2 separate regions of the Mus musculus genome follow, and region 1 is linked to region 2. A link is a loop called in an ENCODE intact Hi-C map of the cell type or tissue named here. Cell type or tissue: heart. All regions are shown on one strand.

Region 1 (2,500 bases), 80 kb before region 2:
GCGGCCGCGCCAGGGGCACCGAGAGGTTGAAGAGGTCGCGGGAGCGCATCAGCAGCACAGCGTCGCCATCCAAAGCGTCGCAGCGGGGCGCGCTGGGAGCTGGGTCGTAGCGCGCAGTCCACTCCCGCAGGCTGACGTTCAGAGCTAGGCACCGCGCTGGGTTGGCGGTGGCGACCGGGGCGGCCACTAGGCGCGCGCTGCTCCCTCGGAGCGCCTCCACCATTCGCTCCAGGTGGCCTGGTGACTCGGCCCGCGCTCCATCAGGCACTAGAGCCACAAACTCGGTGGCTACGTAGGTCTCCGGGCGCGAGGCCGCCGCTGGCCGGTCCAGGGCTGGCTGGAGCAGAGCCAGGCGAACGTTGGGGATGCGAGGCAAGGCCAGGGGTGGGTAAGGGAGTGTGTCGGCCGCCACTACCACGGGCTGGGCTGGGTCCTGCTGCAAAAAGGAATCCACTAGCTCTGGCACCGCGTTGTCAAAAGCCTCAAATTCCCGAATCAGGACGGTGACTCGGGGGCCAATGGCAGAAGTCCGGCGGGGACCCCGGGCCCGGGAGTTTCTGGGCTGGTGTTGTAGCCATGACACATAGAAGAAGACTAGGAGGTTGAGGATGATGGCGGCTGCCAGGGCAGCCCAGCAGCGGGTGAGCCGCATGGGGCCTGATGTCAGACCCTAGCTGGGGCGTCCAGGGCATCCTGGGGAGACAGGATGAAAAGGGAGTGTGGAGCAAGTTGTCAGCATTCCTTACCCTTGAATTCTCAGTTGCCCTTCCTGGATCTGATTTCAGGCCCTCCAGGAATTCCTAGGTTGGTTCATGCCCCTGCCCTAAACAGACCACTTGTAAGCATCACGTCATGGGGTCACTTTTCCCACTCAGTTACACAGTGAGTTCTTAAATTAATGTGTGAGGGCCTGTTTAAAACTAAAACCAAAAATTGAACCCATCACCCCTGCAAATGAAAAAAACAATGCTGGTCGCTGCCAGAGGGTGGAGGGAGAGCTGTGAACTGGTTGAACCTGGGGCCCTACCCAGGACAAATGCTCTACCACCAAGCCCCACTCCCAGCCCCTCACTGGTGGATCCAGGAAGGTGGTTTAAGCACAACCCCAGCACCCAGTTTTAGTTTTGTAAGGTGAAACACTTCTGACACCTTACTTGCCTAACAATGTGAGGGTGTTTAGAGGGCTGTAGTTTCACACATTATCCCAGGCTACGCAGCAGAGGCCAGTCTTGGACTGTTGGTCTTTCTGCAGCTACCTCCCGATGTGGGGTTTCCAGGTGTGGACACCACACTGTTGTAGATGTACTTAGTACTACTGAACTGTGAGTGTGCCAGTGATGCATTTGATTTTAGGAATATTAGATCACAAATTTTAAAAAAGATTTATTTATTACGTACACAGCCTGCATGTATGCCTGCAGACCAGAAGAGGGCACCAGATCTCATTATAAATGAGATATAGGCCACCATGGGACTTGAACTCAGGACCTCTGGAAGAGCCAGTGCTCTAAACCTCTGAGCCATCTCTTCAGCCCAGGATCACAGTGTTTAAAAGCCATAGTACATTCTGTAATTCAGCCCTTGGAAAGAGGAGGCAGGAGGATGGGAAAGGCAAGCATGTCTCAAAAATCTAAACCAAACTCAACCCAACCAAACCAAACCAAACCACAAAAATCCAAAAGTAGGAAAAGGAGGAAAGAAGCAACAGTGGCTTCCCGTTAACCCCAGCACTCAGGAGGCAGAGGCAGGTGGATCTCCATGAGTTTGAAGCAAGTCTGGTTTATGGGGTGAGTTCCAGGCTAGCCAGGGCTATACGTGCTATTTTTTTTTTTTTTCTTTTTTAATTTAAAGCAGGGCTGGAGGCATGGCTTTGCAATAGAGGGTGGGATGGTTTGTATATGCTTGGACCAAGGAGTGGCACTATTAGGATGTGTGGCCTTGCTGGAGTAGGTGTGTCATTGTACTTCTCAGCCTAGCTGCCTGGAACTCAGTATTCTGCTAGCAGCCTTCAGATGAAAATATAGAACTCTCAGCTCCTCCTGCACCACACCTGCCTGGATCCTGCCATGTTCCTGCCTTGAGGATAATGGACTGAACCTCTGAAACTGTAAGCCAGCCCCAATTAAATGTTATAAGACTTGCCTTGGTCATGGTGTCTGTTTATAGCAGTAAAACCCTACCTAAGACAGAAGGCTAGTCTAAAATTCACCATCAAGGGGGTCCCCTGGGGGGTGTGGCTTTTAGCGGTGTTATTGCATAACATGAAAAGTTACTTTATGTTTAAACTACAATACAATCAAGAAGAAGGGGGAAAAAACAAACAAACACAAAGCAGGGCTGGAGAGAGAAGTCAGCGGTGAAGAGCACCCACACCCATCTGGAATTCCAGTTCTAGGGACTCTGGTGCCCTTTTCTGGCCTCTGTGGGCATTGTGGGCACCAGGCATGCACATGGTGTGTAGACATGCATGCAGGTAAAACACTCATACTCTTAATGAATT
Region 2 (2,500 bases):
CCAATCTTTGGCTCCCCTCCCCCTTCCGCAGTCCCGGCCCCGGGCCCTGGCACGTCCGGCGCGCCTGATACTTTCCAGATGTGGGCCGTGTTCTCCTTCCAACCTGGCCCTGTGAACCCACGAGGGAGGGGGGGCAGGGAGCCAGGGTTCCATACTCCCAACTCCAAAAAGCTATCAGGGTGGCTCTGACTTGTCATCCCAGCTCCCTTGGAATGGCCAATGCAGGAAGGTCGCAAGTTCAAAGCCTGCCTTGGCCACAGAGAAAGTTCAAGGCCAGTCTAGCGCAACTATAGGAGACTGTCTCAAAATGAAAAAGTTAAAAAGGGCCATGGGATACAGCTCAGTGGTTGCTTAGCACATACGAGATTTTGGAGTCTATCTCCGGTACTGCCAGGTGGGAACTATCAGAGGCTGGTATCTTTCCCCACCAGTTTGGCTTCCCAGGGCAGGCTGTGAAAATAGGGTTGAGCTGTCTGCAAAAGAAACGCTTCTCCTTACTCCACCCCTGCCCAGGGTTCCAGCATCCCAGAGAGCCAGAATGAAAAGGAACGTTAAACCCCGCCCTCACATCCCTCCAGGCCACGCCCCATTCAACACACCCCACAAAGCCCCTCCCTTGATCACACCCACAGCATGCTCTCTCCCTATAGGCACGGCCTCCGCCGTGTGGTCCAGCGGGGAAGGCTCCCTCTGTCTCTCTTGTCTCTTGGCAGGCTTGACTCGGTCTCTGAGTGTCTGTCTCCAAGGCTCAGTCTGTGTATCTGTCTCCTGTGGCCTCTCCCTGTGCATCCATCATCTATCCTTCGTCTGTCTCTCTGTGAACTTAGTTCTGTTTCTCTTTGCAGTTCTCACCGCCCTCTGAAGTTCTCTGTCCCATTTTCCGTCCTCTCACTCTGATCCCTCACTACTTTCACCTTCCTAGGGAGCCATCTCCCTCTCTTATCCTTCTTGGGTCCCCCAGATCTCCCGTTTCTATCTTCTGCTGGGCGGACGGGGACGCCTAGTCTTCGCCTCTTCTTCTGCTTGAGCTCCTGCAGCGACTTTGGTTCGCGGGCGCCACCGTGTGGCCAATAGGGAGTCCTTGATGGCGGCGAGGCAAGCAAGCGATGCTGTGGTCTGGATGCGACGTCCAGAGGTGGTGCGACCCACGCCAGTGTAAGGGCACGCCTCAGAGGTGGTGTGGGACGCCAGCAGATGATGTGTGACTGTGTGACAAGGTGAGATTAGGAATGACAAGAAGGGGTTCAGTGGGACTGTTAGAGTAGGTGTGATGTGTGGCTGACCATGTTATACTTGTTACACTTTATCAGCGAGACTGTGGGCCACTGTGTATGGCATTGGACCTGAGAGAGGACCTGCCTGGAGACTGTTCGTAAGTCTGACCACATGTAAGGGTGACCACGCGTGTTACAGAGCGTAGAGAGTCAGGGGAGCTGGAATGCCCAAGTGATCAAATGATCGAATGCAAGAGGGAGGCTCGGGAGAGGGACCTAGTGTGGCCAACTGTGTGGATGTGAGACAGTATGTCTGCCACACTGGTGAGTCCTGAGAAACTGGGTGACCACGTGTGACGCTGAGAGGTTGGCTTGTGTTTGTGACTGCCTGTGCAAAGGTGTGTGATTGTTCTGGGTGGCAGAGGTGAGTTTACAGGGTCTGCGAGACAGGGAATGTTGAATGTAGAAGAGAGAAACAGTGAGTGAGTGAGTGTGACAAGTGTTTGTAGTATAGACTTCAAGGCCCAGCAAAGGCTGTGCCCACAATGGTGTGTGTGTGTGTGTGTGTGTGTGTAAAAGACCATGTTATCAAATGTCAACAATGTATGATACCAAAAGACACTGTGCCGCTATGATAGTAATAACATGTGACACAGTATGGGGAGGGAGAATGTGGGCCACTGTGTATCAGGAAATTGACCAGGAGTAAATGTGACCACACAAAGGCGCTCCTGGAAAGAAAAGCACGTGGTTCTCTGTCACACTAGGCAATGGAGCGCTTGGCAGTGAGGCTGAACCAGTATGTGGTTGTGTGAGACTCCAAGACAGTGTGAATGCGAACTTCAGGAGAAGTTAAAGCTGCACTGGTAGGTAACAATGTATACATTTGACTCTCTAAGATACTGTGCCTGACTGTGCAGTGACCTCTGCTGTGAGAAATCATGAGTGTCAGCAGTGGGCAGGTATATTAAGGACCTTTGTCATTGTGTGTTGGGTTAAGTGGGGGGGTGGGGGGTGGGGCGGGACTGGGTTACTCAGTGACCCAGCAAAATAGGATGCATCCCTGTGTGAGCGACTTTTGAGTCTGTGTGCTGTGATGTGCTGTGATGGGGTGAGGCTGCTACTCTGATGGCCTGTGAAAGAGTGGGAGGCTGAGTGGGAAGAGGAGAGGCTTGTGTGCATGAGCGTATACACCTGGAGGGCCCGTCTTTTAGTGCAAGTGTGACAGAGGGACTCCAGAGAAAGACAGGCTCTAAACAGGAATGGCTGAAAGAGAGAGAGAGAGA

The links. A loop is a pair of places that touch in the nucleus more often than their neighbours do. Peaks named below come from ENCODE experiments on the same cell type or tissue, not always from the same donor. Only the 100,000 strongest peaks of a DNase experiment are listed, where the experiment ranks them.
Region 1: a loop joins it to region 2, with 3 times the contacts of the local background. A loop is called at or near these places in 10 of 42 quality-filtered maps.

Annotation. Positions count from the first base shown.
Region 1 is chr7:16,811,284-16,813,783 of GRCm38, forward strand. Fkrp (fukutin related protein) reads right to left here. Exons shown (of 3, transcript NM_173430.2): 3 at 1-693. The coding sequence starts at 652. Among named protein-coding and RNA genes, the nearest start is that of Strn4, 3.4 kb to the right of the region's middle. In heart, a CTCF peak has its summit at 1,421 (motif pointing right); a DNase peak (open chromatin) is centred at 408; H3K4me3 peaks cover 858 bases; H3K27ac peaks cover 561 bases; H3K27me3 peaks cover 2,120 bases.
Region 2 is chr7:16,891,140-16,893,639 of GRCm38, forward strand. It overlaps Gng8 (guanine nucleotide binding protein (G protein), gamma 8), which reads left to right and starts at 647. Exons shown (of 4, transcript NM_010320.3): 1 at 647-1,217; 2 at 1,311-1,372. In heart, a CTCF peak has its summit at 1,068 (motif pointing left); DNase peaks (open chromatin) are centred at 22, 602 and 1,052; H3K4me3 peaks cover 2,212 bases; H3K27ac peaks cover 1,284 bases; H3K27me3 peaks cover 1,235 bases.